Regions from separate parts of the Homo sapiens genome. Here region 2 is linked to region 1. Evidence: read pairs that join two places in POLR2A ChIA-PET (ENCODE). Cell type or tissue: OCI-LY7. All regions are shown on one strand. Links, peaks and the distances in the headings refer to the core of each region. The heading gives the core; the rest is flanking DNA.

Region 1 (12,561 bases), core at 5,014-10,013:
TCACCAAGCACGTCCATGTAGCCCTTCCTGTCAGGTCAGTGCACCATCTGACCTTGTCCTTCCCCTGCATTAGTACTCTCCGGGCACCTCCCAGCCCTGCTTCCCTCTGCCCCCCACCCTGTCACTCACACCCTCATTCCTTCAGTTGATCATGCACAGAGTGGGATTGGAATCTGCCTGCACCCTGTCCTGCTGTGTGACCCCAGACACGCCTCTTCGTGCCTCTGAGCTCCAGGCTTCTCATCTGGACGTCGGGGATGATAGTGCTGATCACCACAGTGTGTCCAGGGTTGGAAACCCAGCTGGCAGACAGTAGCAGTGTAGGAGGGTCCCAGACCTGCTCGTGGCTTTCATGGTATGACTCCAAGCCAGGCATCTTAACTAGCAGGACAGGCGTGTTGCTCATAGTCCACATCAGCCAACAGATGTGTGAACCACGCCCACAGGCTACGCAGATGGCAGGTGTGATACGATCACATGTATATTGGTTTTCATCCGCAATTCCTGGCTCATAACTCCCATAGCCCTTATTACAATGTTTTGTTATCATGTTGGGTGAGTTAGGCCTCAGGAGCAGGCCCCAGGAAACAGAGTCTCTCTCTTTGACCTTCTCCTGTCCTCCTGTCACCTGCCTAAGGCAGGACTCTAATCTGATTGTGGGTCAAGAGACCGATTCCAGAGGGGTCTTATAGGAAGGCATGCCACACAGAGAGGCCAAGAAAAGTCTGAGGCTGGGCACAGTGGCTCACGCCTGTAATCCCAGCACTTAGGGAGGCCAAGGCGGGCAGATCACGAGGTCAGAAGTTCGAGACCACCCTGGCCAATATGGTGAAACCCCATCTCTACTGAAAATACAAAAAGATTAGCTGGGCATGGTGACATGTGCCTGTGGTCCCAGCTATTCGGGAGGCTGAGGCAGGAGAATGGCGTGAACCCGGGAGGCAGAGGTTGCAGAGAGCCGAGATTGTGCCACTGCCCTCCAGCCTGGACGACAGAGCAAGACTCTGTCTCAAAAAAAAAAAAAGAAAGAAAGAAAAGTCTGAGCAGCAGGTCTTGCTGGGTTTAGACCGTGCACTTTTTTTTCCAATCACGTCTCTGTACACGGTTGTCAGTCATGCCTGTGTAACGAAGTCTTCATAAAATCCCAAGAGGATAGGGTTCAGGGAACCTCTGGACAGCTGACCAGGTGGAGCTTCCTGGAGGGTGGTGTACCCAGGGAGGGCATGGAAGCCCCTTGCCCCTTCCCCCAGCCTCACCATACACATCCCTTCATCTGTATCTTTTGTAATATCTTCTATAATGAATCAGTAAACATAAGTAAATGTTTCCATGAGTTCTGTGAGCCAGTTCCAGCAAATTAACCAAATTCAAAGCAGGGTTCGTGGGAACCCCAACTGGAAGCCAGTATCTCAGAAGGTCCAGAGGCCTCGACGTGCAACTGGTATGTGGGGTGGAGGGCGCAGTCTCGGGGCCTGAGCCCTCAGCCTGTGAGATCTGACGCTGTCTCCCGGTAGATAGTGTCGGAATTGAATCGGAATACACACAGCTGGTGTCCACTGCCTGTGTGTGGGGAAAACCCCCACATTTGGTCACAGATGTCTTCTGTGTTGATGATTGTGGTGTGAGAACAGAGGAAAAACAAGGTTTGAAAGTTATTCCTCAACAGCAAGCTTTTTGTACTATTTGAATTGGTGTGGCCCTTTATACATCCACACCTTTCATATAAGAATCCAGACATCTGACTTGGCCCCACGGGCCCTATTCCCTCGCAGGCTCTGTGCGCCAGGCTGGGTGTGGCTGCCCCTCTACATAGGTACATGCTCCCTGGTTTGTCCTGCCCCGGCCAGGTGACCACTCTGGATTCATGCTCCTTCCTGTATGAGATAGGAGCAGATGATTCCAGTGCTGTGGGAAGGAGTGTGGAGACAAAGGAGGTAGAGGGGGCTGTGGGGCTGTGTTCCGTTTTCCTTGTGTTTCTTGAGCTGCTTCCTTCTTCCTGGCCTTGGGAGTGGGTTGTCTCTGGTGGAACCTTTAGCAGTTGCAGCTATCGTGGCCTCTGTCCCCGTCATGATAATACCTACCTGTGTCTGGCATTCCACATGCATGATCTCATGTGATTGGCCTCCCACCTCCCTCGTTTAGACAGGGTAGCAATGATTCACTCAGTCATTCATTCACTCACCAACACATGCTTCCCCGGGGAGCACCGGCTGTGGGCCCGGCAGTTTAGGTGCTGGGGCACAGACACGAAGGCCTGCCCTCTGGAAATTTACATTCTACAGGGGGCAGGGAGGAGGGGGAGGCAGACAACAGACAATAAAAGTAAGGCGTATAGTATGTGAGTTGGTGACGTGAGTTGGTGACGTGTGCTGTGGACAACAGATGGACGCCACACAGTGTGTGTGTGTGCGCAGTGTTTTACTGTCCTGTGGGAGGTGTGAGCTTGCCCAGGACACCTGTTGTTTCTCCAGCCTTGCACGGGGCAGGCGCTGGTGCAGGGCTGTCTCTATGGATGGTGATTTCGGTTTCCAGCATGGACACAGCACGGACACAGCATGGACATGCTACTAATGGCTGTGCTGTACTCACTGGACACCAGGTTCTGAGCTACAGGCTTTCCCTGTGTGATCCCATGTGATCACAACCAGGGAGGCAGCCTCTACCATCACCCCCACTTTACAGATGAGCATACTGAGGCTTGGATCTCCGAAGTTACTTGTCCCAAGGTCATTCTGTTAGTGTCCGGCCATAATTGGGACCCAGGTGTGTCTGGCTCCAGAGTGGAAACCCAGTGCTCACCTTGGTTCACGTGGGAGCTTTGGTTCTTTGGAGACATATGTCCCTTGACTAATGAATCCGGGAAGGCTGGGGGTTGCCCTTAGGGAAGTGCTTCTTCCCTGGCTTTCTGAGCAGGCTCTGAGCGGGCCAGCGCGTGCTCTGCCTGCAGTGGCCACCGCCCCACACTGCCCCACCCCCGCCGCCTTGGTTTGACTCCTACCTGTCCCTCAAGGACCAACTGAAAGGTTACAAAACATTTAGCAATTTGAGTTGAATGTGCCGCCTTCCAACAGCTGGTGTGCTTTTCCCTGTCCCTTCTTACCCTTGTCCTGGGATTTGTGAGTCCATCTCCTGACCTCCTCCTTGGGGGTCACTTTCCTCAGGGCAGGGGCATGGGCCTGGCTCCTTCCCCTTTGTGTCCAGCACTGTCCTTAGCAGAGCTGGCTTTAGAGAACAGTGGCCAGAGAGACAGATGGTCAAATGGATGAAAAATGTCCCTGCAGACACAGAACTGCCTTTGTCTCTCCGCTAGGGCTGAAGTCCGGTTAGCATCTGCACAGAGTCTGATCTTAGCCCTGATCTTGGCATTTCTGGAAGATGGGATGGACTCAAGCTCAGGGGACTTTGACCCCAGAGCCAGTGCTTGCGACCTGTGGGCCAGATAGTACCTGAGGGAGTTAGGTCCCCTGAAATTGAGTCGCCTTGGTTCCATCCTGAGGTGCCTTGGGACTTGGGCACGCGTAGTTAGGTGTGCAACCACCTGAGTCTCCTCATCTGTAAAAGGGGGTGGGGGGTATCTAAGTCATCCCTTAGATGTTCCCTCCCCTTTGCCTCGGCAGGACTCCCTCCACCCGGCCCCATGGCACGTACACGCTTAGGAACCTCAAGGTCACTCCCTCTGTTCCAGATGCCCTTGCCCATGGGTGAACTCAGTTCACCCTGCTCAAGGGCAGTCCTAATTCCTTCCCCAGGCTTCCTTCGAATGTGGTGGGTGAGGCTGGGGGTGGAGGAACACGCCTGGCCCAGCGTTCCTGGGAGGCCTGGGGGTGTAGGCTGCCTAGTAAATGGCAGCATTGTTTGGCCTGGAGCTCAGAGATGGGGAGATTCTGGGACTCCACCCACAGCAGCTGGCTGCAGATATGCTAAGGACATTTCTGTGTTGACTGTTGCGTTTTTTGGTGTCTGCCTCCAGGGACTTGCTTCTCAGGCAGAGGCCTTGGTTGGATAACTTTTGTCTTCTGTGCTGTATTGGAGAGGCTAAGGAGGTTCCCAGCACCGCCCCACTGACAGCATCTCTCAGTGCAGGGAGGCCTGGGGGGCTGATGGTCATGCCTACCTCTGCTTCCGCAGGAAGAAACAAGCCTAGAGAGGGAAAGCAGCTTGCCCGTGGCTACACAGCTAGGCTGTCCGTGTGTCTTGGAGTCAGACTGACCTTGGTCTATACTCTGGTTCTGTCACTTATTAGCTGAGTGGCTTTGGGGAAGCCCCTTCCCCCACCAAACCTCAGTTTCCCCATCTGTAAAACAGGAATATTTGTATTGCTTATGAAATTAAGTGAAGGAATGCTTATCAAACACTTAGCGCCATGCCACGTATGCACTAGCGGCTCAGTAATGGCAGCCATCATCTCTTCTCTCTTGGTTGGCAGTAGAGGGAGGGACTGGCTTGCCTTTGTCCTGCTTCGTTTGCACAATCTGGCTGTCATCTCTGTTAGCCATCTTTTGGCTGTTCTGCCCCTGATTTCTGGGCATCTTAAGGCTACTGAATTTTTTCATTCATGTTTATTCATTCATTTATTCAACAAACACTTATGATGATGTACTAGGTCCCGGGCTTTGATATTGGATCGTATGAAGGGAATTTTTTTAGATGTAAACTGCTTCTTCAAGGATAAAGTGACTTCGCTCACTTTGAACCTACATAGTCCATGTTGCAAATGACCTTATTGCTGTTGAGAGCTTCATTTTCCAGATGGGAAAACAGCGGAGGCTCAGAGCAGGAAAGAGGTCAGGACAGCCCCACAGAAGGATGGTGGCAGACCCAGGACCATGTCCACATCTCCTGGCTGTGGCTTATTTAATTTGAGTTCTAGGAGTTTTGCTAACATTTATTTATTGAGCACCTTTGTGTACCCAGGACATGCTCTTGGCCTCAGGAAAGCCCAGGGAGGTGAGGGGATCCAGGCCCAGAGCACGGTGTGGTCACTGCGTGTTGATGCCTCACCTCTGGAGTCAAAGTGCCTTAATTTTCTTTCTTTCTTTTTTTTTGTTTTGTTTTTGAGACAGTGTCTTGCTGTGTTGCTTAGCCTGGAGTGCAGTGGCACGATCTCGGCTCACTGCAGCCTCTGCCTCCCGGTTCAAGCTATTCTCCTGCCTCAGCCTCCCGAGTAGCTGGGATTATAGACATGTGCCACCACACCTGGCTGACTTTTGTATTTTTACTAGAGACAGGGTTTGGCCTTGTTGCCCAGGCTGGTCTCAAACTCCTGAACTCGTGAACCACTGCGCCTAGCACTCGGTTTTTTCTTGAGGACAGCTGGGGCTGTGACAGTGCCAACCCAATTCCTGCTGGTCCTACTGCCTATACGCTGTAAAAGTTAATGTCTAAACCCTGTGGGTGGTCCAGGCTCACCCTTATCTGGGACATCCTGGCTTCCTTATCTCTGGTGAGCAAGCTCACTTGGTATGTGTGTGCTGACCAGTAGGGCCCAGAGAGGGCTGGAGCAAAGAAGCAGAGGGGCCTTTCCCCCCACCCACCCAGGGGCTGTGACCCAGCCTGTTTGTGGCTTCCTCCTTGAGGCATGAGGAGGGATGGGGTGCTTAGATCTCTGCCACTTATCTGTGACCTTAATCTTCCTGAGCCTCAGTTTCCCCATATGTAAAATGGGAATACAATAATACCTAGTGCTGGTAATACTCGATAACATTTATCAAGCATTGACTTACTATGTACCAGGCAATGTCTTTTGTTCTGACATACATTATCCTACTTAATCCTCACAATAAATCTTATGAGGTCCAGGCATTTTTTAGGATACCTACCTCAAATAGTGAGTGTGAGATAATCCATGGAAAGCACTTAGCATACGGCCCGGCACAGAGTAAGCTCTCAAATTGCATTAGGTGTCGTAGATAGGGATACCGAGGTTGGCCCAGGTTAAACTGCTAACTGCCTGCCTTGTGGGGATGTTGAGGACATGATGTAAAACCTTAGAACACCTGCACACATCGGGTTCTCTTTGTGCGCATTACTTAGAAGGGTGGAAATCAACTTGGCACAGCACTTTGGTGTCAATATTTATTCCCAGAGGGCTGGTCTGGTGGAGAAGAGAGATTTTAAAATCCTAGCTCTGTCAGTCCTAAGCAATATTGAGCTGATTCCTAATTTGCACAGCTCTAAAGACGTTTGTGTAGTAATCAGTCCCACGGCAACTCTAAGTGGACACTGGGCCAAAAAGGCAAATAATTACTTAAATTGAGGTGTGCAGGTCTAATGCTGGGTGTGTGACGTGTGCTGTCTCATTTATCCCCGCCTAGCAGGTGGAGATAACCATCCAGACCCATAGATTGGCCTCCTGAATGTGAACTCCCAGGAGATGGAAACTGTTTTTTCACTGCTGTATTCCCAGTGGCTAAAACAATGCCTGGTACAGGGCAGGTGCCTGATAAATTTATGAATGAATGGACGAGTTACCTTAGAGGTGTTGCGGCCTGCCAGGATCCCGTAGCAAGGCCCCAACCCTTACACGGCACCACGACAGCTGCTCGATCTAAACTGATGGGGGTCATGGAACACAGGTGTCCAGTTTCCTTTGGCCCTCAGCCAGAGAAGAAAGCCGGCGATTACAGGCTGCTGTGACATCCCCCATCAGACACCCTCTGAGAGCGCATATAGGCTGAGGTTGCCAGGGAAACAAGGAGTTCCTGGGTGCAGAGACCACACCTCTGACAAGAGGGCCCAGGTAGAGCAGGCACCTCCCTTACCAGAGTGTATTACCTGTATCTAAGCCCATGCAGGACCACCTTATTTTTCTCTCTTTTAAATTTTTTTTTTTTTTTTTGAGACAGGGTCTGGCTCTGACACACAGGCTGGAGTGTATGTAGTGGCACAATCGGCTCACTGCAACCTCTGATTCCTGGGCACAAGCCATCCTCCCACGTCAGCCTCCTGAGTAGCTGGGACCACAGGCACGCACCACTATGCCTGGCTAATTTTTTTTTGTATTTTTTGTAGATACGAGGTCTCACTTTGTTGCCCAGGCTGGTCTCGAACTCCTGAGCTCAAGCAATCTTCCCGCCTCGGCCTCCCAAAGTGCTGGGATTACAGGCATGAGCCACCGCGCCTGGCCCTAAATTGTATTTTCTTGTGATAAGAACACTTAGCGTGAGACTACCCTTTAAACACATTTTAACGTGTACAGCACATTGTGCAGACCATAGCTATAGCGTTGTCCAACAGATCTCCAGAGCTTATTCATCTGGCTTAACTGAAACTTTATGCCCAGTAATGAGTAACTCCCCATTTCCTCTACCATCAGCCCGTGGCAGCCACCATTCCACTCTTGATTCTAGGATTTTGACTGTTTTACCAGATTCCTCATTTAAGTGGAATCTGCAGTACTTGCCTTTCCGTGACTGGCTTATTCCATGTAGCATAATGTCCTCAGGGTTCATCCATATTGTCTCACTTTGCGGAATTTCCTTCTTAAGGCAGAATAGGGATCCATTGTGTGTACATACTACATTTTCTTTATCCATTCATCTCTTGGTGGACATTTAGGTTGTTTCTACATCTCGGCTTTTATGAATAGTGCTGCGATGAACATGGGGGTGCAGGTATCTCTTCAGGATCCTGCTTTTAATGCTTTTGGATAAATACCCAGAAGTGGGATTGCTGGATCATATAGTAGTTCTATTTTTATTTTTATTATTTATTTATTTATTTTTGAGACAGAGTCTTGCTCAGTTGCCCAGGCTGGAGTGCAGTGGCACAATCTTGGCTCACTGCAACCTCCGCCTCCCGGATTCAAGCGATTCTCCTGCCTCAGCCTCCTGAGTAGCTGGGATTACAGGCATGTGCCACCACACCAGGCTAATTTTTGTATTTTTAGTAGAGACGAGGTTTTGCCATGTTGGCCAGGCTGGTCTCGAACTCCTGACCCCAGGTGATCCACCTGCCTCGGCCTCCGAAAGTGACGGGATTACAGGCATGCACCACCACACCTGGCCAAGTAGTTCTGTTTTTAATTTTTGAGGAACTTCCATACTGTTTTCTATAGCAGCTGCACCGTTTTGTATACCCACCAACAGTGTGCAAGTGCTCCCTTTTCTCCACATCCTCATCAACACGTGTCATCTTTTGTCTTCTTGATGATAGCCATTTTTACAGGTGTAAGATGATACATATCTCACTGTGGTTTTGATTTGCCTTTCCGTGATGATTAGTGATGTTGAGCATCTTTTTATTTACCTGTTGGACATTTGTATGTCGTCTTTGAAGAGGTGTCCATTCACGTCCTTCATTCATTTTTTAATTGGGATATTAGGGTTTTTTTTGCAATCAAGTTGCAGGAGTTCCTTATATATTTTGGAGATTAACCCCTGTTAAATATATGGTTTGCAAATATTTCTCCCCATTTTGTAGGCTGCCTTTTCATTCTACTGATTGTCTCCTTTGCTGTGCAGAACTTTTTAGTTTGATGTATCCCACTTGTTTATTTTTGGGTTTTTTTTTTTTTTTTTTGGCTGTGCTTTTGGTGTAATATCCATGAAATCATTGCCAAGATCGATGTTAGGAAGCTTTTCCCCTATGATTTCTTCTAGGAGTTTTATGACACATTTATATGTGTCATCTTTAATTTCTTTTGGCAACAATTTGTAGTTTTCAGTGCACAGGTCTTTTGCCTCCTTTTTTAAGTTTAACACTTCACTTTGTAATTCATTTTGAGTTGGTTTTTGTATATGGTGTAAGGTAGGGCTCCAGCTTCTCTCTCTTTCATGGATATCCAGTTTTCCCAGCTCCATTTATCAAAAAGACTGTTCCTTCCTTATTGATTGGTCTTGTTGGCATCCTTGCCAAAACCCATTTGACTATATATGTCAAGGTTTTATTTCTGGACTCCCTCTCTCTTTTCTTTTTTTTTTTTTTTTCCAGAGATGGGGTCTCACTATATTGCCCAGGCTGGTCTTGAATTCCTGGACTCAAGCAGTCCTCTCACCTCCCAAGGTGCTGAGATTACCAGTGTGAGCCACCATGCCCAGCCTTATTTCTGGACTCTCTATTCTGTTCTCTTGATCTATATGTCTGTCTTTATGCCAGTACCACACCGTATTGGTTACTGCAGCATTGTAGTACATTTTGAAATCTGGAAGTGTGCGACCTTCACCTTTGTTTTTCTTTTTCAAAATTGTTTTGGCTATTTAGGGTCCCTTGAGATTCCATAATATTTTAGGATAGATTTTTCTATTTCTGTAAAAGATGCCATCAGGATTTGACAGGGATTACAATGAATCTGTAGATCATGTTGGGTAGTATTGACATCTTAACAATATTAAGTCTTCCGGTCCATAAAGCTGGGATGTCTTCCATTTATATGTGTCATCTTTAATTTTTATTTTTTATTTTATTTTGAGACGGAGTCTCGCTCTGTCGCCCAGACTGGAGTGCAGTGGTGTGATCTTGGCTCACTGCAAGCTCCGCCTCCTGGGTTCACACCATTCTCCTGCCTCAGCCTCCCGAGTAGCTGGGACTACAGGCACCCGCCACCACGTCCAGCTGATTTTTTGTACTTTTTTAGTAGAGACGGGGTTTCACTGTGTTAGCCAGGATGGTCTCGATCTCCTGACCTCGTGATCCGCCCACCTTAGCCTCCCAAAGTGCTGGGATTACAGGTGTGAGCCACCGCGCCTGGCCAATCTTTAATTTTTTTTTGCAACAATTTATAGTTTTCAGTGCACAGGACTTTTGCCTCCTTTTTAAGTTTATTTCTTCTTAAGTTTTTAGGAATACTATATAAACATTCCTAAGTATATTCATTTTTTGATGCTGTTGTAAATTGAATTTTTTGTTTATTCATTGTTAGTATGTAGAAACACGGTTGATTTTTGTGTGCTTATCTTATACCTGCAACTAAATGTGTTTATTAATTCTAACTTTCTTGCATAATCTTTAGCATTTTCTACATATAAGATTATGTTGTATACCAACAGAAATAATTTTATTGGCTGGGCGCAGTGGCTCATGCCTGTAATCCCAGCACTTTGGGAGGCCAAGGTGGGCGGATCACAAGGTCAAGAATTCAAGACCAGCCTGGCCAATATGGTGAAACCCCCTCTCTACTAAAAATACAAAAAAATTAGCCAGGCGTGGTGGCACATGCCTGTAATTCCAGCTACTTGGGAGGCTGAAGCAGGAGAATTGCTTGAACCCGGGAGGCGGAAGTTGCAGTGAGCCAAGATTGTGCCACTGCACTCCAGCCTGGGTGACAGAGTGAGACTCCATCTCAATAAAAAAATAATAATAATAATTTTATTTCTCCTTTCCAATTTAGATGTCTTTTATTTCATTTTGTTGCCTAAGTGCACTGGCTAGGACTCTCAGTGCTATGTTGTATAGGAGTGGTGAGCGTGGGCATTTTTGCCTTGTTCGTGATCTTGGAGGAAAAGCTTTCAGTCTTTCACCATTAAGTGCGATGTTAATTGTGCATTTTTAATATATGGCCTTTAATATATGGCCTTTTTTTTTTTTTTTTTGAGACAGAGTCTCGCTCTGTCGTCCAGGCTGGAGTACTGTGGTGTGATCTCGGCTCACTGCAAGCTCCGCCTCCAGGTTCATGCCATTCTCCTGCCTCAGCCTCCCGAGTAGCTGGGACTACAGGCGCCCGCCACCACGCCCGGCTAATTTTTTTTTTTTTTTTTTTGTATTTTTAGTAAAGATGGGATTTCACTGTGTTAGCCAGGATGGTCTCGATCTCCTGACCTTGTGATCCGCCCGCCTCGGCCTCCCAAAGTGCTGAGATTACAGGCGTGAGCCACTGCGCCTGGCCCAATATATGGCATTTTAATATATGACCTTTATATATGTTGAGGTTGTTTTCTTCTATTTTGTTTGTTGAGTATTTCTCATGAAGTGGTGTTTAACTGTGCCAAATGCTTTTTCTGCTTTAACTGAGATGATCACGTAGTTTTTTTTTATCTCCTTTCATCGTGTTAATGTGGTATATTACATTGATAGATTTTTGAATGTTGAACCATCCTTACATTCCAGGAATAAATCCCACTTGATCATGGTGTAATCTCTCTTTTAATAGTTGAATATGATTCGCAAGTATTTTGTTGAGTATCTTTGCATCAGTATGTCAGAGGCATTCAAACCAGAGTGACTTTATCTTGAATAGGGGCTGGGTAAAATGAGGCTGAGACCTGCTGGGCCACATTCTCAAGAGGTTAGGTATTCTTAGCCCTAAGACGTTTATAGTTAAGGGAACAGAAACAGACCCAGGATATAACAGACCCAGGAACTGTCCTGATGTCCTTATATCTTAAGAACAAAAACATTCCTAGTTTTAAAATAAGTCTCACTTTAAAGATAATAATATATGCACAGTGAGAACACGTGGACACTGGGAGGGGAACATCACACACCGGGGCCTGTTCGGGGGTGGGGGGCTAGGGGAGGGATAGCATTAGGAGAAATATTTAATGTAGATGATGGGTTGATGGGTGCAGCAAACCATCATGGCATGTGTATACCTATGTAACTAACCTACATGTTCTGCACGTGTATCCCAGAACTTAAAGTATAAAAAAAAAAAATAGATAATAATAAAGGCTCTCATGAAAGACAGTAGTTACACAAAGATTAGCAATCCTTTATCACAAACCCTTGTAGTAGAGCACATCTCCTCCATGATTTTTGTTATATATAAGCAAGCATTGTACCTAGGTGGGCACATTCCTCCTCTTATTTTTTGGAATGCCATGCTCTGCCTATGGAATAGCTATTCTTTCACTTCTTTACTTTATTTATTTATTTATTTATTTATTTTGAGACGGAGTCTCGCTCTGTCGCCCAGGCTGGAGTGCAGTGGCGCGATCTTGGCTCACTGCAAGCTCTGCCTCCTGGGTTCACACCATTCTCCTGCCTCAGCCTCCCGAGTAGCTGGGACTACAGGTGCCTGCCACCACACCTGGCTAAGTTTTTGTATTTTTAATAGAGATGGGGTTTCACCATGTTGGGCAGGCTGGTCTCGAACTCCTGACCTCACGTGTCCACCCGCCTCGGCCTTCCAAAGTGCTGGGATGACAGGCGTGAGCCACTGCGCCCAGCCTGTGTGGAGGTTTTAAATTACTGTTCAGTCTCCTTAGAAGTTACATCTATTCAGGTCTTCTGTTTCTTCATGATCCAGGCTTGCCAGGTTGTGTTTCTAGGAATTTTTCTATTTCATCTAGTTTATTCAATTTGTTGTCATACAGTTGTTCATAGTACTCTCTGATAGTCCTTTCTGTCAAATCAGTAGTAATGTGTCCCCTTTTTCATTTCTGATTGTAGTAATTTGAGGTTTTTTTTTCTTTTTTTCTTTTTCTTTCTTTTGTTTGTTTGTTTATTTATTTATTTTGAGACAGAGTCTCACTCTGTTGCCTAGGCTGGAGTGCAGTGGTGTGATCTCGGCTCACTGCAACCTCCACCTCCTGGGTTCAAGCGATTCTCATACCTCAGCCACCCAAGTAGCTGGGATTACAGGCGTGTGCCACCAAGCCTGGCAAATTTTTGTATTTTTAGTAG
Region 2 (12,561 bases), core at 3,615-8,614, 1.1 Mb before region 1:
CTCCTTTTCAGCCCAAGGAATGAATGTTCCCCAAATAAGATGCTGCTCTACCTTTTCCGGCCAATTAAGTTTCTCTTCTGCCACTTCTCCCCTCATCGACCCACGCCCCCTCCACCAGCCACGTCCACCACTGAGCCCCCTTGCAGACGTGTCTGCCCCCTCCCACCCATGCCTGCGCCATGGCGACTGGAATTCTCCACTTTTCCGTCTTTCATTTAGTTAGGCCGCCATTTTCCAATGCATGATAGTATCTGGGCTTGTGTTTGTTTGTTTGTTTGCTTTAGAGATGGAGTCTCGCTCTGTCACCCAGGCTGCAGCGCAGTGGCAGGATCTCAGCTTACTGCAACCTCCGCCTCCCAAGTTCAAGTGATTCTCCTGCCTCAGCCTCCCGAGTAGCTGGGATTACAGGCACCTGCCACCACGTCCGGCTAATTTTTGTATTTTTAGTAGAGACGGGGTTTCACCATGTTGTACAGGCCGGTCTCAAACTCCTGGCCTCAAGTGATCCGCCCGCCTTGCCCTCCCAAAGTGCTGGGATTACAGGCGTGAGCCACTGCGCCGGACCAGTACCTGGATTTTTTAAAGTTAGTATTTACTTTAAAGTGTAGAAAGACAAAAAATAACTAGGGCCTCAAACCCATGATATCTTGGATACTCTTACTTGGATACTTAAGACATATACTTGGATACTTGAGGCAATGCTAAAATAAGTTTTTGGGTTAAGAAAAAGGTGAATCAATGTCAATAAAAATATTCTTTCAGTAAATATATTCTTTAATATGTTTATTTTTATTATCTATATTTTTATGTCTTTATTGATACAGTATTTATCTTATCTAGGCTATGGTAAACAACTGGGGTTTAGGAAACTCTATGCTAGGGTAAAAAAAATTGGGGGGCACAGATGTGGTGGCTCATGCCTATAATCCCAGCACTTTGGAAGGCCGAGGCAGGAGGACCACTTGAGCCCAGGAGTTCGAGACCAGCCTGGGCCACAAATTAAAACCCCATCTCTGTTAAAAAAATAAAAAATAAAAAATTAGCCAGATGTAGTAGCATGTGCCTGTAGTCCCAGTTACTTGGGAGGCTGAGCTCAGAGGATCACTTGAGTCCCAGGAGTTCGAGGCTGCAGTGAGCGATGATCATGCCACTGCACTCCAGCCTGGGTGACAGAGCAAGACCCTGTCTCAAAAATAAATAAATAAATACAAATAAATAAATGATTTTTAAAAAATTAATACATACCTGGGAGGGCTAACTTGTCACCCTTGAGATTTCTGCCCTGAGAGATGAGCCTGGGCAGAGAAGCCCAGACGGACAGAGCTCCACAGTGGGGTATGAGAAGCCAGTGGCCACACCAAACATATTGTTTTTTTCTGGGCAGAATCCCTGGGGCTGCATCTGAAGCCTCCTCCTGATGTGATGGTCTCAGAGCTCCCAAGGCAGGCACAGCCAACACCTGGCATTGCCTATTTTTGCCCAGGAAAGGGAGTGAGCCTGCAGGCAACCTTCCTAGGCAAGTGGGAGAAGCCTCCCTCAATGCACCAGGGGCTGGGGGCAAATCCCACCTACAGTCTCTGCATCTCTAAGAAGTTTGCTGAGGTAAGTTAGTGCAGCCCCAGTGAGATAGAACATACCTTCAAAAAAAAATCCTGTCCATTTCCTGAAAGACAAGCTGACAAGCCAGGATCTTCCCACCTCCTCCAGGGAACGACAAAAAAAAAAAAAAACAGGGATGGAAGGCGAGATGGAAACGAAGATGGAGCAAGTTAAATGCAGCAGGGCCTTTTAATCCCTCTGCACTTACATTTGGGACTCTCAGGCACTTGGCACTTTTCTGAGCTGCCTAAAATGAGGGCCATTCAGAACGCCTCACTGCAACAGGGAGATACACGTGGGTCGGGGTGGAGCAGGAGTGGAGGGCAGGCGAGAGGGTTCCTAGACTTGAAGACTTCAGGGGATTAGGGAGGTGACAGGCATCTTCTGCAGGGACTGCTGCCAGCCCTCCACCCCTCCCGCCCCCAAGTCTGTGTCCAGCCTTCGCCTGTTGCTGCTGACCTGAGTCTCTCACAATGACGCAGTTCACTGCTCTGGACATGTGGGAAGTGGGTGGAGGAGGGGTTGGCAGGTCTGGTCCCCACCAACTGCCACCTTGCCGGGTGTCAGCAGAACAGCAGGTGGGTCCAAAAGGAAGAAGTTTGCCCACATTGGCATCTGGCAGCATCACGCTGCAGCTTCCATGATATAAATACAGGGAGTGAAAATAGCTAATCCCAGATAACAGCGGTGTAATCACCCAGCACCCGGCCTTGAATCCCAGAGCATTTGGAGGAAGCAGCTGCGGGGCTGCCCCCTTCAGCGGCCACTGCCCCTGGGTGGCCTGGGCTGAGAGTCTAAGCCAGAACAAAGCTGGAGAGCGGAGAGCAACTGGAAGAAAGAGACCTGATGAAAAGCACCTCTAATCACAGCTTGGCCTGGGATGGGATGATTTTTCTAGAGGCACCATGAAAATTCTGAGCTTCCAGCAATGTGAACCTGGTCTCCCTGCTCTTTGTTGAGACACGTGATGATATACATGGGATCATCTAAGTTCGGGGTTTGGTTGTTTTTTTAACCTCTGGGTATTATCATCATGAGTATATTATTGTCCTCTAGTTTGGGAGGGTCAGGGCCTCTCCCAGGCTCCTCTTACATCTGGCCCTGAGCACCAGGGTGGTCGATCTGTGGCCATAACCCCAGGTTTCTGACTTCAGTTCTGAGGCACTAGCCACTCAGAGTAGTTACCCCTGAGGATCCAGAAGGCAGCTCGCAGCCACCACTCCTGTGGTGACCAGAAACTGTCTGGGAGAAGCCACTGGGCTTTGCTGTCCTCAGTCATTATGCTCCAACAAGACATTAAATGAGGGCTGGCGGAGATGGCGTGAAGAGCTCAGGCGCTCCTCCTGTCCCATGTAGGGCGCTATTCGATTGTCTGGCTGCTAGCTGATGGACAAGCCATCCCCAGCCACCAGTGACCTGGCTTCCTAGTTGCACTTCTGAAGGCTGTGGGCACTCAGATCCCTTCCGATGGGTCATGAGGCACCCTCTCTCTCAGACGCAGAGAGCCGACAGAGCTGGCCGGCACTGGAGCCGCCTTGGGCTGAGCTACGACGTGAGGACCCTAAGACAGAGAGGCCGCAGAGGTGCCCAGAGGAAGGGTGGAGAGCTGGGCCTCAGAAGGAATTCTCCTGTGAGCACCCAAGATATGTGATTCCTTACAGAACCGGCGTTACTATACGTGGGAAAAGGAGAGAGGAACCGCCCAGAACAAACCAGAAGGAAGGGGAAACAGAAACATGTGTCACCTACATGCAATCTAGGAGTGGGGATGAACAGGACTCTTGACTGGTTTCTGAGAGGCTGTTCTCTGATTCTCTAGATTAGAGAACGCAGCTTATTATGAATAATGTTATTTTTGTTTGGAGTTTCACGTCACTTTATTAAACAAGTGTTTCCTTTAGTCAACCACAGATGAAAGTCACTGTGCTCTCAACTTCTAATAAGATCATAAAGATCAGTCATGAGTATTTCAGTGAAAGCAAAACATAAGCCGCACAAATCTCTGAGCCCCAAACTCGAAGTTGTAAATGGTTGGGAGACTGAGGTGGGTGGATAACTAGACCCAGGAGTTCGAGACAAGCCTGGGCAACATAGTGAAACCGTGTCTCAAAAAAAAAAGAAAAGAACATTTTTCAAGTGCTGCAAATGGAGTGGGTGGACAGCTTGCCCACCTCAGAGTCCCATCAGCTCACCAGCAATAGAGACCTTGTCCAAAGAGGGTCCCATGAAGTTGTAATGCCACCCTGGGCCACCACAGGAACCTCAGCTCCCAAAATCAAATTTGAAGAGAATATTTGCTGATATGAGGAAATGCGTATAATTTTAAATTAGGTAGAAAATCAGAACAGGCCGGGCATGGTGGTTCATGCCTGTAATCCCAGAACTTTGAGAGGCCAAGGCAGGAGGATCATTTGGGCCCAGGAGTTCAAGACCAGCTTGGGCGGCATAGCAAGACACCTTCTCTACAAAAAAAAATTTTTAATTAGCCAAGCAGGGTGGCAGGTGCCTATAGTCCCAGCTACTCAGGAGGCTAAGCAAAGAGGATTGCTTGAGCCCAGGAGGTAGAGGCTGCAGTGAGCTCTGATTGCTCTACTTCACTCCAGCCTGGGCGACACAGTGAGACCCCCATCTCAAACATGAAAAATCAGAACAGAAATTGCATACAATATGATCTCAACTATGTAAAATATATATACAGAAAAACAATAAAAAGCAACACACCTAAATATTGTCTGATACTACATTTCAATTAACACATAAAATAAAGAATAATATGACTTTTTATTGACTATGGCAAGCAACTGAGGTTTAGGAAATTTTACATTAGGATATTCATTCAAAAAAAAAAAACTTAAAAAATATATACAAGCATGTATATATTTTTTATATACCAGGCACAGTGGCTCATGCTTGTAATCTCAGCCCTTTGGGAGGCTGAGGTGGGAGAATCACTTGAGCCCAGGAGTTTGAGGTGGCAGTGAACCATGACTGCACCACTGCAGTCCAGCCCTAAACAGAAGATGACACTGGTTCCCTACTTTACCCTGCAGGTGAACGCCACAAGGTTCTATGTAGAGCCTCTTCCTGATCCCATCTTCTTCCGCCTTGGCTTGGACACTGCTCACCCACTAAGATCCTTGGTAACGGACTGAGATCAGAGATGACAGTTGACATAGGATCTATGGTGGGATATTAACTATAGTGCAATCTAACCATATCTGAGTCTCTTACTCCGCATCAAAACCTTTTTCCTGAAATACTTAACAGAGAACAACCAAAAAATACATATAAGAGAATAAAAAGAGAAGGAAATCACCATTCATCGAATGTATGCTAAGTGCCAAAAATTATTTTTCAAACATTATGTATTTTCTTTAATGCAGCCCTCAAAACAGCTTAGAGGATAAGATGCTCTCCTTTTTGTGGATGAGAAAACTAAGTCTCATGGAAGTTGATTAACTTGCCCAAAGTCACCCAGGTAAAAGTGGTCGAGCAAAGTTCAAATCTGGTGAGTCTGACACCAAAGCCCAATGTCTTTGCCCCCAAGCCCTTTGCTCCCTGCCCCTGAAAGGACTTAAATACACAACAAAAGCAATGAGTGGGTAGGAAGACGAGAAGGAATATAAGCTGAGATTGACAAGATTCCAGGTGGTTGGAATAAAACCTTTGGGTTTTGGATTCCAGGTGGTTGGAATAAAAGCTGCTAATAAAACCTTTATTAGCAGATGTTTTAGCATTGTGGAAGCGTGCGAGCTTAGAAAAAGAAAGCCAGAGAAGGAAAAAAAGTGAAGAAGTAAAAAGCAAAAGCTCAGGGAAGCATTGTGGAATGAGCCTCTCAGCTCCACATTTCTGCCTACTACTCCAGAAATGGATTTCTCTGGCCAGTCTGAAACTGCGGGAATCCGCTGCCTATGAAATGAACAGAACCAAGTCTTCCATCTCCGCCAAACAGGCAACTCCGCCGTAATCTAATCACACCCCTTGAAGCCCCAGCCAGCAATCTCTTTCCCTCACCCTGTCACAAATGCCATCACGTTGCATCACCGCCTCCCTCACATGCACAGCCCGGGCAGGACACTGGGACCTGTCTTGGCCACACATCCACAGTTCGGCAGGGTCAGCCCTGGTTCTGCGCAGTTCACAAAGGCCAAAACAAGTGTGAGCCCCAGAGGGGCCCCTGCCAGGTGGCAGGCTGAGCTGCCCAGGGAGGTCAAGGTTTGGAGGTTTTCTTTTAACCAAGTCCAGGGATCCTCACTGCTGCACACTGTGGGGTCTGCTCACGGAAAGTTATTAGACACAAAAACTAAAGAAAAAGAACTAACCCGGGGACGCTTCCTGAAATGCAATTATGGGGGAAAAGAAATGAGAAAAAGTACGATAAAAACTCACCTGATCATCCAGATTCAAGATTTGACTTGCAGAATGGTGTACCATTAACCTGCCTGATGTTTAGAAAGCAACAAAAGAGACCACCTGATGCAAATTGCTCTGGGCACCTGCACCCTGGGGCTGGGAGTCAACAAGGGCCCTCCTTCCCACAGGGCTCAGATGCCTTGGGAAATCTAGGGTGTAGGACCTGGGCTTTAGCACCTCACATTTACACTGGGTTCCAGGTTTCCATGTAGCTTATCCCATTTGCTCCTGCAATAATCCAGGAGGCAGGTAAGCCCAGTGTTAACAATCTAATTTGACAAATGAAGAAAGAAAAGCACATGTGACCCAAAGTTTTTTTTTTTTTTTTTTTTTGAGACAGAATCTCGCTCTATCGCCCAGGCTGCAGTGCAGTGGTGCCATCTTGGCTCACTGCAACCTCCGTTTCCTGGGTTCAAGCAGTTCTCCCTGCCTCAGCCTCCCGTGTAGCTGGGATTACAGGCGCCTGCCACCACACCTGGCTAATTTTTGTATTTTTAGTAGAGACAGGGTTTTACCATGTTGGCCAGGCTGGTCTCGAACTCCTGACCTCAAGTGACCCGCCCACCTCGGCCTCCCAAAGTGCTGGGATTACAGGGGTGAGCCACCGTGCCCAACCTCAACCCAAGGTCGTAGAAGTAATTAGTTACCATGCTGAGACTAGAACTAATAAAATCTGGAAGGGTGAACTCCCATTATCAGTAATAGCAAAGTACGTAATTCAGACTGCCCTCCATTCCACTGAGGACAACTGGGAATGCTGCAGAATAAGTAAATCCTAAATCAGACAAATGGGAAAAAAATCACGAAATGTCTTGGAATACATAATGAAGAGGGATATTGTCAAGCCCTCTCTGTTACTTTGCCCAGCACATTTAGAATTGAGGGTTATTAATCGATTCAAAGTAAATAATGAAATTAACCTGCCCTTCATCTCAATAAATGTAAAATAATAAGCCAGGAGTGGTGGCACACACCTGTAGTCCCAGCTACATGGGAGGCTGAGGCACGAGGATCACTTAAGCCTAGGAGTTCAAGGCTGCAGTGCACTAGAAGGGCACCTTTGAATAGTCAGTGCACTCCAGGCAGGGCAACAGAGCAAGACCCTGTCTGTAAAAGAATAAAATAAATGTAAAATAATTTATGATGATGGTGATTCTTAAATGATGATCACTTTGTCTCAGGTGTAAGGATTTGTCACTAAAGCATACAAAAGTAAAATAAACTGAAAGAAAAATCTGTATAGACTGTGAGAATTTTATTGGTCAGATGAAATGAAAAAGATTATCAGCTTATTTTGCTGCTGTTTATAAGCATCTGTTGTACGCTTTTAATAAATTTGATAATTATTCAAAATAAAAAAAAAAACCGAACTGCTTAAAGACACCAGAGAGCTACAAAATAGTGAAGAATAACCAGCCAGGACCCAAAGGAAGGAGGAAGCCGTGCGAAGTGAGTCTGTCCTTTGAGCTACCCTGGGCCTGGCAGCGTGGGCCAATTCTACCATGGCTGGCAGAGAGGCTGGGTGGACTTTCAAGAGCCTCACGGGGCTAAAGGGGCAGGGACGAATGTGAAGCTTACCAAGATTAGAGTTGAGATTCATCTTGAACTGGGATTCTAAAGGGAAGCTCCCTACAAGTAAATGTGACCCAGAAGCAGACAGGCCCTTGCAGAGACCATGGCTCCACTTCAGGTATTCTAAACCCCCGAAATTAGATTTCAGTAAACCTAAATTGTCGGTGCCCCAGGAGCCTAGCAGAGACAAACATAAATCTTCTTAGGAGGAAAATATCATCATCTGAAGCCTATAATTAGTTCTGCAAGCAATTTTTCAAATGCAATGTCCAAAACACAGTAAAAAATAATAAGCAAATAAATAAGACACAAAGAATACAAAGCAGTATTTTTTAAAGAAAGAAAAATTAAATATAGAAAAATCAACTAATAATAAAGAGGCTGGGCATGGTGGCTCATACCCATAATCCCAGCACTTTGGGAGGCAAGAGGATTGCTTGAGCCCAGGAGTTTGAGGCCAACACTAGTCAGAGTTCATACACAGTCATTTCTACAATACACTATTGGTTACCAGGTCAGTCCTACTCACTGTTGGAGGGGAGTAGGAGCTTCAGTTCTCCATGTGGCCTCCTATCCTTCCAGAATATCAGGAATTGAGAATCACCAAGGTCCGTCTTGGAAGCTGGCTACCACAGGTGGCCAGAGTGGAACTGAATTTTTTCTCACACTCCAGTAGATGGAACAAAATAGCAATGCTGAGAGAGGAAGTACAGAAATGGAAATTAGCTGGGCATGGTGGCACTTAGTCCCACCTACTTGGGAGACTGAGGTAGGAGGATCACTTGAACCCAGGAGGTCCAGGCTGCAGTGAGCCATGATTGCACCAATACACTCCAGCCTGGGTGACACAGACCCTGTCTCCAAAAAAAGGAAAGCAGAAGAACAAGACTGCTAAGATAATAAAGTAATAATAACAGTATGATATCATCAGTAGCTATCACTTATCAAATGCTTCTCTGGCAGTGGGCAATGGCCAAGATCTTTCCATACTCTCTCACTGAGGCAACAAATTACACTCCATGGCCCAAATCTAGCCCACCACCTGATTTTGTAAATCAAGTCTTATTAGAACACAGCCATATCCATTTGAATACATACTGTCTATGACTACTTTCACCTACAACAGCAGAGTTGAGTAATCGTGACAGAAACCATAGGATCTGCCAAGCCTGAAATATTTACTGTGTACCCCTCACCAGAAAAAAATTTGCTGATCTGTTGTCCATCTCATTAAAACCTCATAATAAATCCCATGAAGTGAGTGATATTACTTTCCTTATTTGATAGAAGAGGAAACAGAGGATCATATAAGTGAAGTGACTTGCCCAAGATCATGTCTGTCATAAGTAGCAGAGTAAGGTTCATACCCAGGCAGCCTGACTTCAGGATCCGAGTTGCACTGGGCTAGGAATCAGAAAGGCTGGCTTTTCTGAGTAGCTATGTGGCAATTATTTAAGGTCTTGCTCCTCATTTTTCTCTGCCGAGAGGATAGATGTTTAAATGTCTGTTCAGCTATTTCACAGGAAGATCAAATGATAAATATAAAAGTGGAACAAAGAAGCAGCTAGTCTTCTTAATTTGTGATGCTAGGGCAGGAAGAAGAGCTCTGAAAGAAATGGCTAGAGGAGAAGTCGCTCGGTTACCTCTGCACAACCCAAAACTTACTGGCTTAAAGCAACAGTGGTTGATTGTGGCTCATGATTTTGTGAGTTGGCTGGGTGGTTCCTCAGCTGGTTCCCCACGAACTCATTTATTCAGCTGCATTCAACTGGAACAGTGGTTCTCAACCAGGGATGACTGGGGACTCTGTTGGTAGGTGCTGCTGGTACCTGGTGGGTAGAGGCCAGGGATGCTGCAAACCCTACACAGGAGAGCCTCCACAACAAAGAATTATCTGGCCCTAAATGTCAATAGTGCTGAGGTTGAGAAATCTGAGCTGGAAAGTCAACTGGGATGGAAAATTCAAGATGCCCTCACTCGTGAGTCTGGTAGGTGGTGCTGGCAGTTGGCTGGGGGCCTCAGTTCTCTTCCATGTAGTCTCTCATCCTCCAGGAGGCTAGACTAACTTTGCTGCAACATGGTCTCAGGGCAGAATTCCAAATGAGTGAAGGTGGAAGCTGCAAGGCTTCTTGAGATCTGGGCTCTGGAACTCACCCAATGTTGTTGCCATCACATTCTCTTTTTTTTGTTGTTGTTGTTGTTGTTGGTTTGTTTTTGTTTTTGTTTTTGTTTTTTGAGACAGAGCCTTGCTTTGTCGCCCAGGCTGGAGTGCAGTGGCATAATCACGGCTCACTGCAGCCTCAATCTCCCAGGCTCAAGCGATCCTCCCACCTCAGCCTCTCAAGTAGCTGGGACTACAGTGTGTACCACCACACCCAGCTAACTTTTTGTGTTTTTTGTAGAGATGGGGTTTTACCAAGTTGCCCAGACTGGTCTTGAACTCCAGGCTGGTCTTGAACTCCAAGAGGCCTTGAGTGCTGGGCTCAAGCAATCCACCTGCTTCAGCCTCCCAAAGTGCTGGGATTACAGGCATGAGCCACCACACCTGGCCTGTTTCCATCACATTCTATTGACCAAAGCAAGTCACAAGATTAGCCCAGGCTGGAGTGCAGTGGCATAATCACGGCTCACTGCAGCCTCAACCTCCGAGGCTCAAGCGATCCTCCCACCTCAGCCTCTCAAGTAGCTGGGACTACAGTGTGTACCACCACACCCAGCTAACTTTTTGTGTTTTTTGTAGAGATGGGGTTTTACCAAGTTGCCCAGACTGGTCTTGAACTCCAGGCTGGTCTTGAACTCCAAGAGGCCTTGAGTGCTGGGCTCAAGCAATCCACCTGCTTCAGCCTCCCAAAGTGCTGGGATTACAGGCATGAGCCACCACACCTGGCCTGTTTCCATCACATTCTATTGACCAAAGCAAGTCACAAGATTAGCCCAGGCTGGGTGCGGTGGCTTGTGCCTGTAATTTCAGCACTTTAGGAGGCCAAGGCAGGAGGATGGCTGGAGGCCAGGAATTCAAGACTAGCCTGGGCAACATAGTGAGACCCCATTTCTACAAAAAAATTTTTTAAATGAGCCAGATGTGATGGTGCATGCCTGCAGTCACAGCTACATGGGAGGCTGAGGCTGCAGTGAGCCATGATTGCACCATTGTACTCCAGCCTGGGCAACAGAACAATACTGCATCTCAAAAAAAAAGAAAGAAAGAAAGAAAGAAGATCAGCCCAGATTCAAGGAGTAGAGATCTAGACTCCATCTCTGCTGGGGAGGAGGAGAAAAGTCACATTGCAAAGGGGGTAAACACTGGGATCGGAAGAATCCGTGGCTATTAAACCATTATCTACTACAAGAAGTAAGATTAACTATATTTCCACTTTAGCTACATAGCTCAGGGGACAGCTCTATGCCAGTGGTTCTCAAAGTGTGGTCCTCAGACCTGCAGTATGAATATCCCCTCAGAACTTATTAGAAGTGCAAATCCTTGGGAGGCTGAGGTGGGTGGATCACCTGAGGTCAGGAGTTTGAGACCAACCTGGACAATATGGCGAAACCCCTCCTCTACTAAAAATACAAAAATTAGCAGGGCATGGTGGGATGCACCTGTAATCCCAGCTACTAGGGAGGCTGAGGCAGGAGAATTGCTTGAACCCAGGAGACAGAGGTTGCAGTGAGCTGAGATCGCGCCACGGCACACCAGCCTGGGTAACAAGAGCAGAACTCTGTCTTAAAAAAAAAAAAAAAAAAAAGAGAAAGAAAAGAAAATTATAAGGCTCCAAATCAGAAATGTGGGGTGGGGCCCAGCAATCTGTGTGTTAGCAAGCTCCCCAAAAGATCCTGACTCTCAATCAAGTTTGGAAGCCACCAGCCTAAGGTAAGCAACCAGATCAGAAACCTCTCCATGCCCAGGTCTCTAGCTTGAATGTTGGTGGAGGCCAAAACATCCCTCCCCTCCTATCCCCTACCTCTCCATGGGTCTCTGCCATTTGCCTGAGGATAAAGTGCTGTCTTTAGGCCAGGTGTGGTGGCTTACACCTGTAATCCCAGCACTTTAGGAGGCCAAGGTGGGAGGATCGCTTGATGCCAGGAGTTCAAGGCCAGCCTGGGCAACATAGCAAGACTTCATCTGCATAAAAGTTAAAAGTTAATTTTGTGTCAAACTCTTATAGAAAATAAACAAGAAAGAAAGAAAAATTAAAATAAATAAAAACTGTTTTTAAATGCTCTCTTTAATAATGGAGTTTAGTAGAAACACTCTTTATATAGATGGTTCCCGACTTACAATGGCTCAACTTATGATTTTTCTACTGTAAAATGGTGTAAAAGCAATAAGATTTCAGTAGATTTCAGATTTTGGACTTTGATCTTTTCCCAGGCTAGCGATGTAGGTACAGTACTCTAGCAATGCTTCACAGTATCGTGAGTATGAGAGATATTCACCATGAGAGGACATGAGATGTTCAACACTTTCTTATAAAATAGGCTTTGTGTGAGATGGTTTTGCTCAGCTGTAGGCTAATGGAAGCGTTCTGTAGGCTAAGCTATGATGCTCGGTACTGTAGGTGTATGGAACGCATTTTACTTAACAATATTTCCAATCTATACTGGTTTCATCTGGACATAAGTCGAGGGGCATCTGTACTCAAAAGGGAAAGGTGTCAACAGCCAACGAGAGGGCAGAAGCCTGCAGCAGCTATTGCCCAACAGAGTCCGTGGGGCGGGGGTAGCAGGGAGTCAGCTCCCTCATCAGGAGCTGGACAAGAGGAACCAGATCAATTTTTTAGTTTTTGCTGCTAAAAATACAAGTGGGAAAAAACTTTAATGTTAAATAAAATAAATAAATAAGGTTTTTTGTTTTTTTTTTTTACACACGTACACACACACACTAGCAGAGCACATTTAGAATTTTTATCCCCAGCCCGGAACTTAAATTTACATCATGACCCAGAAGCAGAAACTGACTAAACCACTGCCGGTGAC

The links. Peaks named below come from ENCODE experiments on the same cell type or tissue, not always from the same donor. Only the 100,000 strongest peaks of a DNase experiment are listed, where the experiment ranks them.
Region 2: POLR2A ChIA-PET joins it to region 1 with 5 read pairs; 2 of 35 experiments call an interaction of 5 or more read pairs at or near these places.

Annotation. Positions count from the first base shown.
Region 1 is chr5:172,135,860-172,148,420 of GRCh38, reverse strand. The region is part of intron 2 of STK10 (serine/threonine kinase 10); the gene reads left to right. Among named protein-coding and RNA genes, the nearest start is that of STK10, 46 kb to the left of the region's middle. RefSeq lists an enhancer at 3,715-4,215. In OCI-LY7, for the core only: no CTCF peak of the experiment used is centred there; DNase peaks (open chromatin) are centred at 6,590 and 8,070; H3K4me3 peaks cover 517 bases; H3K27ac peaks cover 3,479 bases.
Region 2 is chr5:173,258,718-173,271,278 of GRCh38, reverse strand. It overlaps LOC105377731 (a long non-coding RNA gene), which reads right to left and starts at 2,046. Exons shown (of 4, transcript XR_941237.3): 1 at 1,638-2,046. RefSeq lists an enhancer at 1,313-6,081. In OCI-LY7, for the core only: no CTCF peak of the experiment used is centred there; no DNase peak of the experiment used is centred there.